Linked DNA regions of Homo sapiens: all the other regions are linked to region 1. A link is a contact called in ENCODE Hi-C or POLR2A ChIA-PET data. All regions are on one chromosome and are shown on one strand. Each heading gives the region's core, a stretch centred on a gene start or an enhancer-like site at or near the end of the contact. The rest is flanking DNA. Distances are from core to core; before and after follow the strand shown. Region 1 has its middle 71 kb from the start of MIR4771-2. Region 2 overlaps LOC124906066 (a long non-coding RNA gene). Region 3 overlaps MIR4435-2HG (MIR4435-2 host gene).

Region 1 (4,425 bases), core at 213-2,712:
AAATAAATTAATTAAATAAAATCCAGCCTCAAAAGGTCATATATTGTGTGATTCCATTTATATAACATTTCTAAAATATAGACACGGAGAACAGATTAGTGGTTACGGGGGTTGGGGACGATGGGGGCGGAGGGGGTGTGACTGCGGAGGGGAAGCGCAGTGTCCCTTTGTGGCGACGAATCAGTTCTGTGTCCTGATTGTGGTAGTGGTTTCAGTGCTCTCCACATGTAATAAAATGTCATAAAACTATACACACACAATATACCAATGCCAGGTTCCTGGTTTGGGTACTGTACTATAATTATATAAGATATAACCAATGGGGGAACCTGGGTGGAGGGTACCCAGGACCTCTCTGTACTATGTTTACAACTTCATATGAGTCTATAATTATTTCAAAGTAAAAATTTAAAAAAACAAGAAGATACATAGCAGAGAGTCAATATACACATTTTCAACAATAAACATGTAGACCTCCTGAAAAAAACAAGCTTTTTTTTTTCCTTTTCCTCTTAACAAGGATGTGCACAACTTTTCCCTTGGAAGGAACTTAGACACACACCAATTAACCCCGTGATGCCTGTCAGTAATGTTGGAGGAAGAGAGACAGGGCCTCTCAGGTGCAAGAATTAGGATGTCCCCAGCCTGAATGCCAAGAAACTCCTGTGGCAGCCAAGCCCCCAGGGTGTCAGACCCCTGAAGGGAAGTCTGAGCTCCTCTTTCTTTCCTTAAGTGATCCTGGGAGAGGTCACAGGGCAGCAGGGCCGGGAAAATGGCACGTGGAAAGCGGTCACTTCAGAACCAGAAGGTGTTCTTTTCCATCTCATCACCTTCTTAAGACAAACCACTTTCCCTCCTTTTCAGTTCTATCTGAACCAACAGCTACAAATAAATAAACACCACTGTTTGCAAAGGCCACAGAGATTAATATTATTATTAATATTAATAGTATTAATGGAGTCTAATCATAGTAAATACATAGAGATGAAAGATCTTTCCCAAAGCAAGTTATTGATAACTATTAGGGTTGACAACTGAAAGATACATTTGCAATTTATTTTTGAAGCCACATAGATTCATTTCAGCCGACCCTCTAGTTATGGGACTAGACCACATTCAAGTTGCCTTTCAAATAGTACTGTAAAATTAAAATTTAAAAAGCATGTAGACGTGACTTTAAGGGACACTCAAGGAACTACCAAACAAGAGCTCGGCAGCCAACACCCTTTAGTGAAAAGGGTAGGACAGTTTGGGGTTGGCACCTGGGAAAATGGTCCACATGATGACCTTTGCAGGGGTGCTGCCCTGTCCTGTTCCCAGCAGCCTCGCCCCCTTTCTTGCCCGGCTCGCTCCTCCTCCTCCTCTGACCCTGTCAGTCAGGCGTTAACTGACCTTCCCAGGGCTGGGCACCTTCTATAGGAGCTTCCTCCCCTTCTCCCCGTCCATGGGAATGAGTCAGCAGGGTTTGGTTGGCTCCACTTCCTGCCTGTGGTTATTATAGCTGACTCATCAGACCATCCTGGGTACACAGTTCAGAGTCTTGATGCAATTCACTTCACGTTAGATCATATTTCTCTCCGTCATTAAATATTCTTGGAAAACATGATTTTCAATGGCTGCAAATATTGCCAGGACCATCTGCTTGCTGAATGCTGGTGTGCGAGCTGGCAGAACCTCCATGTGCTCCAGGTCTCTGATCCATACGTGGAGAACGCACACCCACATGTGGCCATTTGCTGGTATTCCGTCACTCACTAAGTCCCCAGCAGAGCTACTGCTCTGAGTCTAAGCATCTAAGTATCAAAACATGATACACACACACACACACACACACACACACACAGCCCTAAAACAAATGTTACTGTGATCCTGAAGCCACTTGTTTAAAGAAGTTTACTTTCTTTTCCACCTGAACAGTGATAGACAGCCAGTGTGCAAGTTCAAGGAGATAATATTAAAGAATTATTGGATCATAGATGTTTTGAAATAATTATGCTCACCACACATAAGATTCATTCAATAGGCATTACATGCCCAAAACACATAACAATCTAAAGGCTTTAAAATAAGGCAGTTTAGGCCAGGTGAGGTGGCTCACACCTGTAATCCCAGCACTTTGGGAGTCCGAGGTGGGTGGATCACAAGGTCAGGAGATCAAGACCATCCTGGCTAATATGGTGCCTGTAGTCCCAGCTACTTGGGAGGCTGAGGCAGGAGAATTGCTTGAACTTGGGAGGCGGAAGTTGCAGTGAGCTGAGATTGCGCCACTGTACTCCAGCCTGGGTGACAGAGCAAGACTACATCTCAAAATAATAATAATAATAATAATAAATAAAAAAATAAACAGAATAAGTCAGTTTTCTACCTATCTGAATAGATACTGTAATGTTAAAATTATCACCACAAAGTTCCTCACCTTTTAGGAACTCGAGCTGGTAAGGGTGAGGTGGACTTTTATAAACCCTCAGGACAGTGGCTGGGCGGAGACTTTCTTCACACAGTCCATCTTCTGGACTAAAGAAGAGAGGCCGGGCGCGGTGGCTCACGCCTGTAATCCCAGCACTTTGGGAGGCCAAGGCAGGTGGATCACCTGAGGTCAAGAGTTCAAGACCAGCCTGACCAACATGGTGAAACCCCATCTCTACTAAAAATACAAAAAAGTTAGCTGGCCATGGTGGTGGACACCTGTAGTCCCAGCTACTTGGGAGACGGAGGCAGAAGAATGGCGTGAACCCAGGAGGCAGAGGTTGCAGTGAGCAGAGATCAAGCCACTGCACTCCAGCCTGGGCGACAGAGTAAGACTCCATCTCAAAAAAAAAAAAAAAAAAAAAAGGAGAAGAAGAGAAAGGACACACTATTCCTCCTAGAGCATGCATTAATGATTATGAGAAAGCCAGACAAGAATAATAATATTCTTGTTTGTTAAGCATGTACTAGGTCCCAGGCACTACACAAAGCACTTTTACAGAAAGCTATCATCCCCGCTTTGTGGTAGTATTTTTGGCCCAAAATGGCAAGGAAATAGCTACTTCACTGCATAATGCAAGAGCTCAGATTCAAGAGTACAGAAGAGCCCGTGGAGCTGGCCAACCACATGGAGGTGCCCAAGCCCCCTGCCCTCCATGTGGGTGTTTCCTGGTCAAAGGCATGAGAAATCTGCAACTGTTTCCATTACTGGTTGTTCATGGGAGCTTTCCTGCCAGGTTTTGCTTTATTTATTTATTTATTTTGAGATGGAGTCTTACTCTGTTGCCCAGACTGGAGTGCAGTGGTGTGATCTTGGCTCACTGCAACCTCTGCCACCCGGGTTCAAGGCATTCTCCCACCTCAGCCTCCCGAGTAGGTGGGATTACGGGTGCCTGCCACGATGCCTGGCTAATTTTTGTATTTTCAGCAGAGACAGGGTTTCACCATGTTGGCCAGGCTGGTCTCAAACTCCTGACCTCAAGTGATCTGCACACCTCAGCCTCCTAAAGTGCTGGGATTACAGGTGTAAGCCACCGCACCTGGCCTAGGTTTTGCCCTTCTCAACCATGTGTCTACCAGTAAGCCTGGGCAGATGAAAGAGGAAGCATTACAGTTTCCTTCTCCCTGACTGGTCTATGGCAGATTGTGTTTCCAAAGGTAGCCTCAGAATACCTCCCATCCCACATGCTATTCTAGAAACTCATCTTCCTCCACCAAGAGCTAGAATCTAATTCCCTATGTCTTGAATCTGGAAAGGTTTGGGACTTGCCTGCAACCAAAAGAATGTAGCCAGTGTTTCACATGACTTCCAAGGTTGGGTCATAAAATGAGATGCAGTCTCCACCTTGGTATTTGCAATCTTGAGCCCCAAGTAAGAAATCTGACACCCACTCCTGCCCTGAGGCTACAGTGCTGAGAGAAGGCCCAGGCCACACGCAGGTGTGCTGGCAGCCTGCTCCAACCGAAGTCCCAGCTGATAACTGGCATGAAGTGCCATAAGTGCAAGGGAGCCTTGGAGGACTCCAGGCCTCAGCCTTTGCACCTCACCTGACACTTTGCGCCTCACCAGCTGAGGTCCTGGACACCATGGAGCAGAGACTGGCCAATGAGATCAGTGCAACTCGTAAAATGTGACTGCAATAAGGACATGGATGATACTCATGAATGAGTGGAGACACTTCTAAGAGTATTTCTGATTAGCCAGAGCTCAAGAAAACTTACATTTCCCTGAAATCTTACAACTCATGTGAGAGAACACTTGATGAACATAAGGACTAGATAACCCCAAACTTGGAAAGCTCACCGCTCTGTGGAAAAGCTGGATTCTAGAACTTGGTTGGTCCCAGAGGGCGAACTGGAGGCTCCTAGCATCACCCTCAAGTCTTGGGCTCGGAACTGCCAAAGGGGAGAATTGAGTCTGCCAAGTCCCGTTTGGAAGGTTACGCCCCGGCCCAAAGG
Region 2 (4,832 bases), core at 505-3,004, 160 kb before region 1:
CAGTAAGTAGAAAAGGCAATTTTTGTAAAAACTGAGAAACAAGTTGCAGGCGAGAGCAGATATTTCAGAAATGACTCAGAATCATGTTTTGCTAGAAGAATGCTAATGAAATACAGAGCGCATATTCATGAAACTGATAACACTCCCTCGGAAAGAAAATGACTCTTATTAGACATCTGAACTTGAGCAAAACATTCATGTCATCGATTATAATATAATGGATGGCTCCTACTCTGGCAGCAAAATTTAGCTTTAATGTAACTACAGAAGCAAAGATTATTCTTGGGGGAATAATGACAGAGTGTATCTTTCTGATCATCTGAAGCAGTTCATTCACCTCTGAAACTGACTGTAAACCTCAGGAAAGAAGCTTCTCAGAAATACATGACCCACTAAGCTAAGAGCCAACTCCCTAGTGAATCACCTTCCACACCCGTGACCTCAAGTCCAGGACCCGTGTAAAGCTAGTTTTTACCATGTCTTCTATGACTGCTGGGGGATGGTACACTATCATCCTAGATCCAATTACAAACAGAAAAAAGCAAAAAACAACTAAACCAGCTACTACTGAGCTTGAGCATGACTAGCACTGAACTACCTAATTTCTGACTGTTACAAATTAATCAAGTCACAGCACATTTGCGATTCATATCAGCTACCTAGGGCGTTTCTGTAGACAGCTAACCCATTTGGGAAGCAGTCAGCTAATACTATCTGGATGTCAGATGCATCTCATGTTTTGGCAGCTCTTTATAGTCTTTCAAGGGGATTGTGTTGACAGGCACTTGCCCTTCAACTTGCTGCTCTGTTTGGCAGCGGCTCTGTTTTCAGTCTTGCCTTCACTGCACTTGAGGATTTTCCACAGCCATGCATGGGGATGTTCTCGTGTAAGAGGGTCAGACGGGCAAAAATCCGGGAAGAAGGTAGGTGCATTCACAAAGCCATGCCTGGAAACTCTAGATCAGAGGGTGGACTCAACTCCTCCCAGAATCCAGAGGCTTGAAGTTGAGGTAGCTTAATCTCAGAGCGTACCTCTAGCTTCTCTAGGAGCAGTTTTTGGAAGGATCAGAGTCAGACTGCAACGCGGGCTTCAAACAACAGGAAAAGTCATTTAAAACCAAGAGTAATGAGAAGGGTGTGAATATTGGGAGGGTTTTTTAACTTCGTGAATTGGGTGTGATTTTTATTAAAATCATTTCCTAAAATCATGATGATTACGATTATGTCTATTAAAAATAAGAGTTCATATATATTTAGAGATATATACTAAAATATTTACAGATAAAATGATACAATGTTTAGGATACGCTTTAAAAAAATTAGAATGGGGCGAGATTGGGTTGTAGCTGAAACATAATTGGCCATAAGTTGATCATTGTTGAAGGCAAGTGACAGATGGGAGCTCATTATAATTTTCTCTATTTTGGTGTATGTTTAAGATGTTCTATGATAAAAAGTTAGAAATGAAATATGAGATATATGAATGCCTTTCTCAGAGACAATTATCTAATTTGAAACTCAGTTTCCTTTAACTCAAGATTTGTTTGCATATATCTAAATCACATGGTTTTTATCTTGCAAAAAAGAAACCACAGCTTTAAACCCGGGCTTCTCTTCTCGGTTCTGCTTTCTTCCAGGGATTCCAAGCGACAGGGCACATGGTACAATGCCTCCCATTCAGTAGATGCACCCCAGAAACATTGTTATGTTGCCCTCACCATGAAAACCACTCTTCACTGAGCACTGGCCGTTTAATGGGCCTGACGTCATATTGCCACGTGAAGCAGCCAGCCCTCTACTTTTGAAAACACCCTTTAAGGAAATGATTGCAAAGCTTGACTATAAAATATTTTCAGATATTTGAATGAGAAAACAAAAAGCCATGGTTCCCCACTGAGAGACACAGAAAGAACTCCTACAGCTCTGCCCCCTCCCCACACAGACCAGCCCTCCTTCCTTGAGGACAGGACTGACTAGGTCTGAACACAGCAGGTGCCCCACGCATGAGCTGAACTCCACTGAACTACAGCCAGTCACACAGACTGGAGGGTCTTTCTGTGGGATTCTCCCATTCCCACTGAATCCTTCCCATAGGCAAAAGGTAGTTCCCTAAAACAAATGAGAACAGCTGGAAGGGATCTGTTTACTGAATCAAGAAAACACTTAAATCTATTAACTGAATGAAGACAACTGAAAAACAAAACATTCCTGAAGGATTAAACTCTGCAGAAAGAAGCTGGCATTTGCCCAGGACAAGGACAGGCATCCTTTACAATGCTTATCTCAGTTAGAACAGCCTTGTAGGTAGACAGGGCAGAAGGATCTCTGCTGGGTCAGCCTAACAGGAGCAGGAAGGGTCACCTGGTGCAAAAACAGGGGAGGAAAGTTTCTGACCAGCTGATGTGAAAGCAAAGTTGGCCAGAGGTCACGTGAGGGAAGTCTGCTAGGATGCCTGTCTCAGTCTGTGTAGTTTTGCTATGAAGAAATATCTGAGGCTGGGTATTTACTTTTAAAAGAGGTGTATCTGGCTCATGGGTCTGCAGACTGTACAAGCAGGGTGTCAGCATCTGCTTCCAAAGAGGGCTTCAGGCTGCATCTGCTTACGGTGGAAGGTGAAGGGGAGCCCTGTGCAGAGATCACATCATGAGAGGAGAAGCAAGAAAGAGGACACGAAGGTGCCAAGCTCTTTTTTTTTTTTTTTTTTTTTGAGATGGAGTCTCGCTCTGACGTCCAGATTGGAGTGCAATGGTGTGATCTCGGCTCACTGCAACCTCCACATTCCAGGTTCAAGCGATTCTCCTGCCTCAGTCTCCTGAGTAGCTGTGATTACAGGTGCACGCCACCACACCCGGCTAATTTTTTTTATTTTTTTGTATTTTTAGTAGAGATGTGGTTTCGCCATGTTGGCCAGGCTGGTCTTGAACTCCTGACCTCAAGTGATCCACTCTTTTTAACAACCAGCTCTCACAAACTAACAGAGTGAGAACTCATTCTCCCTCACCCTACCCAGGGAGGACATTCATCTATCATGAAGGATTCACCCTCATGACCCAAACACCTCCCATTAGGCCCCACTTCTTAACACTGGGGATCAAATTTCAACATGAGATTTGGTGGAGACAAACATCCCAGCTCTAGCCATGCCCACCTGCTGAATGCTTATTCACTGTGAACAACTGCTGTCTTCTGAAAAAGTTGTGAAATGCATTTTGTGAAAAGAATTCTATTTTGAATGCCCGAATGGAATTTAATTTAGAGGAAATCTGTTGTGAGTTACCTTCAAGAACTGCCAGGTTAGCTGTGTGACCTCAGGCAAGTTATCTAACTTCTCCATGCATCAACTTCCCCATAGAAAAAGCAGGGAGAATAGAATAGCAGTGCCTACTTCATCAGGCTGTTGTGGGAATTAAATGACTTGACACATCTGAAGGGCTGATGATGTGATGCTTGAGAGACGCGGGATACAACCCTTGCAGCCCTTGGCAGGCTGACGGTGCAGGCACTTTCCCTCAAGTATCTGGGCCCTTCCGTGCCCCAGTGCCACCTGCCTCCCCAGAGCAATTACCAATCACATCAACAAGGGCTACCCAGGGTGGTCACTCCCCTGCTCAGCAGTTCTCTGCGTCTGTAGCTACCGTGCCTTCTCAGCACCCCGCACGATGTGTACCTCCTAGAAGTCACTCAATGAGCATTTGAAGTGAACAAACACCTGGCCGGATGCTAACCTGGAGGGTCAGATTTTACACACATGACTAATAAAGACCGTCCTGCCAAGTCTTTTTTAGTGAACTTACACAGCGCCACACACAGATAGGGTCCTCAATGAATAAATATTCCTGGGCGGATAAAATGGGACTTCATTCTATGTAACAAAAGTTATGCCTTTAAGATCTTTCCGTTCAATTTCCAGACAGTTTTGTGAGCTGGGGGGTCTCCCTCCAGACTCTGGGGTGCCCCAGCAAGCCCAGGTTCTGCGCTTGCCTGACCCAGGCCACGCTGGCCCCGGGGTGTCCTGTGCCAAGCTGGGATAGAGCCTCTCTCCCCCAGCAAGTGGACGGCCCACGCTAGGGCTCGGGTGCTGAGGTCTGAAGCCTGGTGGAGTCTTGGCTGTTCTTCAGCTGGGTTTTGTGACTTACCCATTGGGGGGTGTCTGGTGAGAAGCTGTGGTGAGCGGAAAGACGACATGAAAGTAGGTATCATTGAGAAGCAGCAGCAGAGTGCGTGAATTCTAAAACCATTGGTGGTGAGGTGGTTAAAAAACATTTTCCCTCCTGTAGCTATCATGACCACCAGACTTTTGTGGGGTAGGATAGAGAAAACCGTAAGCACAGTTCAGGGCCTTTCGTGGATGTGGCGTGGGTGCAGAGGGAGGCTCCCTGGTGGGACTCGCCCCTGCTGACTGGACTGCACGTCTCCGTCCACTGCATCCCTGCACCCATCACAGAGCGGCGCCCAAGCCCAAAAACAAAGATGTTCTTTTTTTCTATTTTTTTTTTTTTTTTTTTTTTTTGAGATGGAGTCTCGCTCTGTCACCAGACTGGAGTGCAAGGGCATGATCTCGGCTCACTGCAAGCTCCGCCTCCTGGGTTCAAGCAATTCTCCTGCCTCAGCCTCCCAAGTGGCTGGGACTACAGGTGCACACCACCACGCCCGGCTAATTTTTGTATTTTTAGCATAGACGGGATTTCACTGTGTTGGCCAGGATGGTCTTGATCTCTTGACCGTGTGATCTGCCTGCTTCGGCTTCCCAAAGTGCTGGTATTACAGGCATGAGCCACTGCGCCCAGTCAAAGATGTTCTCTTTTAAGATTACTTTTTAAAAAGACTCACAC
Region 3 (4,478 bases), core at 773-3,272, 220 kb before region 1:
AGAGATGGTTTACGCAATTACCAAATACACAGAGAGGACAGGATTGGGAGGAAATATGCCTGATTGGGAACAGTGGGTAACTCTAGTGGTAGGAATGTCGGTGGTGAGTTTTATTTTCTTCCTTGTCTTTTCTTCTAAACCCCTGCACCTGGCATCAAGACAGGCAGTGCCACCTGGGCACCAGCAGAGCCCTCCTCTGTCCTGGGGCAGCCGACCCTCAGGGGCACCTCTGCTCCCAGGGTGTCTTTCACCTGGGGCTTTTATATTTTCTTCAGATATTGCCTTAAAGAAACATGCTATTCATATCCTACAGACATTTTTTTTACATGGTTTTTGCGTTGCTTCAAATAATGTCCTCAATTTTACAATAAGAGGATTATTTAAAATTTTAAAAGCTGACACTCGTAGCAAACTACTGTGACCTGTGGTGCCTGCATCCCCTGCCCGGCCACTAGGTTGTCCCGGTTAGAGTCCAAATGCCCCCCAGCTGCCTGCTCACATTTCTGAGGTGGGCAGGGATCCATGGGCCGCTCTTTGGCCCACTCCCGTGCACGTGGGATGTCCACAGCTGGGACACCTGTGCGTGGGCACCCGCCCTGCAGGTCGCCTCCAGATCTGAGTCCTCACTCCTCCGCCTCTTGACTTTGAAGTCAAGGTTTCACTCTCTTGACGAATACTCACTGCTTAAGGCTACCCTTGCTACTAAAATAACTTTCCATGAAATACTCTGAAAGAAGCTTCTTGACTGTAAATGCCATTATATTATCAGAAATGCCATGTTTGTGTGCGGTTATGTCTTGTGTAACTGACTCCACCGGATTTTCGAGGTGAAGATTGCTCGTTTTTGTCATTTCCAAAACCCAACATTCTTTCACTATAATGTGGCAACTTCTCAGTTCTTTAAACTATTTTTTTCTTTAAGTTCTTATGAATTGATGGTTCCTGTTTTTCTGAACTGTGTGTTGAACCCGTGCTTCTGCTAGGTTCAGAGTCACCTTTGTTCAATAACTAGCAAATGAGGCAAAAAGGTCTCACATAAAATGTGACTTTGTGGCCACTTGGGAGCCTCCATCTCCTCTCTTTGTAAATTTTAATTTGAAGAGACGAGTGTGAACCTCAAAGGAGGGAAAGGGAGCGGGAAAATGGCAATGTGGGTGAAAGTTCCATGTTCGGGCGAGGTTCTCTGTGTGAGGTGAGACTGTACTGTCCTGCTCACATGGGAACCATGGCTCGGCCGCCAACCTCGCATGGAGTACAGGGACCCACACAGAGACACACTCTGTAGCCCACCAGAGCACGGATCCCATCCCATATAAAGATGAAATGAGTCTTTTTGTTTTTTTCTTTTTAGCACATGTAAAGACCAAATTTTTCTTTTGAACCTCGATTTTCTTTTGAACCTTGATTTAACTTTTAGGAAAAGTGAAAACAAAAGGAGAATATTGTATTCACCCAAATAAAAAATGATTTCCTGCGTCCAGGTTGACTGCTCATCCATTAGCAGCAGATGTCTCTCGAGTAGCTGAACCACACCAAGCTGGACCTGGGACTTGAGGAGCCCCCTTCAACCTCTGCCAGGACGCACGCTGGATTAGCATCTGCTAGGGCTGCCGTAAGAAAGTACCAAAAAATAAGTGGCTTAAACAATAAAATATTGTCTCACAGTTCTGAAGGCTGGAAGTCTGAGATCACAGTGCCCACTGGGCCAGGCTACCTCCAAAGGGAAGGCTATGTTCCAGCCTCTCTCTCGGCTTCTGGTGGTGTAGCTGTTTAAGTCCAGTCTTCACATGGTGCACTCCCTGAGTGTGTGTCTGTCTTGAAATTTCCCCTTCTTATAAGGACACCAGTGATATGGGATCAGGGGCCCACCCGACTCCAGCATGACCTCATTTGAACTAATTACATCGGCAATGGCACTATTTCCAAATAAGGTCACGTCTGAGCTGCCAGGGGCAAGGACGTCCACATGTGAATTTTGGGAGACACAAGTCAACCCATCACACACAGAGGCCCTAAAGGATGAATCACACACGTCTGGACTCCTACTCACTTTCTTAGTCGTGTCTTCTACCAGTCCTCTTTCCCCAAACTCATTCCCCTGAAAGCAAGTTGCCTTCCCACTAAGAACAGACCATTTGCTTTCTTTCCCTTCAGTGTCAGTGTCTATGCTAAGGAGAAGGTTGTTTAAAAAGCAGCTCAAAATCCACCAGACTCCTCAGGAAGTGCCTCTCAGGGAGGCCTCTAGACGGGGCTGCTGTGCCTCAGTAGCCTCAGTAAAGACCTCCCTCCAGCTGCCCTGTGTCTCCTGACTCCCGGGCTTTGTGATTCTAACCTCATGGGTGATCTGAGGGTAAACCCCAGGAAGTCCTGTAGGTCCCAGGGCTGTTCCTGTGAGGACAGCTGTCCCCTGCACGCGCGTGGGGTGCCGTGTGCTCCTGAGGAGCCGGCTGGGGCAGGCAGGGCCCAGTGACACCTGGGCTGGAACTGTGGCTCCCCCACTTGTTTGCTGGCTCTGCTTCCTCTTTAAGAAACGAGGATGATCATGTAGGGTTCCTAAGGGGGTTAAAGTGTGTGAACTCCTTAGAGGCGCACGTAGCCCAGAGGAGAAACATAAGTCAGCCTCAGCTCCTCACGGTGCCTTCGGCCACAGACAGCATTTGCCTTCACCAGGCTTCTTTTTAAAACAATTCTTGACTTGGAAAGGGTCCTTGGGAAAAATTAAAATTTTTAAAATAAATAAATAAAATCTGAGGTTAATTCTTTTGAAGATCCAATCTCCATTTCCTCATCCATCTGTTTTGTAAATACAATCTGGTGTCCAGGCGACTCTGAGGGACTGGGACCCTCCTGAATCACACAGCGTCCAAGTCACTCACTGCTCTCATTTCTGGCTATCAGATTGTTCCCCGGGGGAATGGAGTCTCCGCCCCTGGGAGCTCAGTTCGAAACCACGGCTGACCGTGAGGATGGCGACTCCCCACTCGGACCCCCTGAGGATGGCGACTTCCCGCTGGGGCCCCCTGAGACTTTGCTGGGGCTGGAAGACCACACACAGTGCATTCCCTGAAGGCCAGGGCCTACCCATCCACCCATCCATCCACACTTCCCCTGGGGTTGCCTGGATAAGCTCAGGGCCCCACCCACCCAACAGGGGAGGAGGGGAGACCCAGCCAGCCCTCCTGGAGCCCTGACATTTACAGCTGCAAAGGTAGGCAGCTGCGCTCAAACACACAAGCCAGGCCTCTCAACACAAGAAGGGGTTTAACATTAAAGAATACATTATGAGGCTGAGGCAGGCAGATTGCTTGTGTCCAGGAGATTGAGACCAGCCTGGGCAACACAGCAAAACCCTGTCCCTACAAAAAATAGAAAAATTAGCCAGGTCTGGTGATGCATGCTTGTAGTCCCAGCAACTCAGAAGGCTGAGATGGGAGGATCAACTGAGCCTGGGGAGGTCGAGGCTGCAGTGAACCGTGATGGTGTCACTGCACTCCAGCCTGGGCAACAGAGTGAGACCCTGTCTCAAACAAAACAAAACAAAAAAAAACCCATTTTGATAGATTTTGTGGAAAATAAGGAAGAAAAGAAAAAGGCCCATTCTTTTTTGCTTATACTGTATTTGCAAAGGACATATAAGAAACTAAGAAAAGGGTTACGGAGGGAACTGGATGGGAGATGGGGATGGGTGTGTGTTTTTCACTGGATACCTTTTTATACAATTTCATTTTTGAATCCTATTCAGAAAAATTAAAGCTGGAAATTCTATTCCCTCATTTACCACGTTTACAGGGTGAAAGAGAAATTCTGTATCCTCATCCCAAGAGATGCTGAAAAGCATCCGTGGAAGGTTGGCACCACCTGTCATGAGCGCCTTTTTCCAGATGAGAGTTCCCCAGGACTCATCGCAGAGCTTCCGGCTGGACTCCCTGAGGCCATGGAGAATTGCCAGGGTAGGGGTTACAGAGAAAGATGCCCTCCCTTGGAAATAATTTGTTTGAAGGCTCCTAATCTGCATGTGGTCTTGGCAAATAGGATCCAGCAAACCTGGATGTGTGCAAGCCATTGGAGATTCGTGGTTTCTTGGATGAAGCTGGGAATTCCACCTCTGCCTCAAGCTGTGCACCCTCAAACTCTCAAAAGCCTCAGTTTACTCATCTGCAACATGAGTTAAGAGTGCCCAACCCCCATAGGATGGGAATGATCATGTTAAAAGACATACATTCTCCAATCTCTACTGCTTCCAGGAGGCCCTTCAGAATAACATTGATTCACTACACACAGTGTAAGCAGCATGGCTGATCTCTCGTAAGTCCTGCATGAGGTAGCAATTAGAACCTCAAACATGAGAATCAAAGAGTGCCACTTTTGCAGCAGTAGAAGACTAAGAAATTGTAATAATCCTTTGAATCAGTTTGCTCAGATTACTCCCAGATTACTCTGGGACTTTTCTGACATATGAAGAACAATTTCTATTTCAA

What was found. A loop is a pair of places that touch in the nucleus more often than their neighbours do. ChIA-PET counts read pairs that join two places held with the same protein, here RNA polymerase II (POLR2A). Pooled maps may share reads with other maps.
Region 2: a pooled map shows a loop between it and region 1 (5-fold over the local background). The contact joins two enhancer-like sites. A Hi-C loop is called at or near these places in 4 of 50 pooled maps. POLR2A ChIA-PET finds 5 or more read pairs at or near these places in 2 of 52 experiments (IMR-90 and activated CD4-positive, alpha-beta memory T cell).
Region 3: a map of CD4-positive, alpha-beta memory T cell shows a loop between it and region 1 (31-fold over the local background). The contact joins two enhancer-like sites. A Hi-C loop is called at or near these places in 3 of 168 maps with a recorded cell type or tissue (CD4-positive, alpha-beta memory T cell, HCT116 and naive thymus-derived CD4-positive, alpha-beta T cell), 8 of 37 single-sample maps with no recorded cell type and 19 of 50 pooled maps. POLR2A ChIA-PET finds 5 or more read pairs at or near these places in 1 of 52 experiments (activated B cell).

Annotation. Positions count from the first base shown.
Region 1 is chr2:111,697,574-111,701,998 of GRCh38, forward strand. No RefSeq gene overlaps it. Among named protein-coding and RNA genes, the nearest start is that of MIR4771-2, 71 kb to the right of the region's middle. Within about 2 kb of position 1,463, at least 20 of the 41 ENCODE cell types and tissues checked have a DNase peak (open chromatin) inside an H3K27ac peak, as active enhancers do.
Region 2 is chr2:111,533,262-111,538,093 of GRCh38, forward strand. LOC124906066 (a long non-coding RNA gene) reads left to right here. Exons shown (of 2, transcript XR_007087190.1): 1 at 1-923; 2 at 1,638-3,774. Among named protein-coding and RNA genes, the nearest start is that of MIR4435-2HG, 41 kb to the left of the region's middle. RefSeq lists an enhancer at 1-18. Within about 2 kb of position 1,755, at least 6 of the 41 ENCODE cell types and tissues checked have a DNase peak (open chromatin) inside an H3K27ac peak, as active enhancers do.
Region 3 is chr2:111,478,455-111,482,932 of GRCh38, forward strand. The region is part of intron 1 of MIR4435-2HG (MIR4435-2 host gene); the gene reads right to left. Among named protein-coding and RNA genes, the nearest start is that of SOCAR, 11 kb to the right of the region's middle. Within about 2 kb of position 2,023, at least 2 of the 41 ENCODE cell types and tissues checked have a DNase peak (open chromatin) inside an H3K27ac peak, as active enhancers do.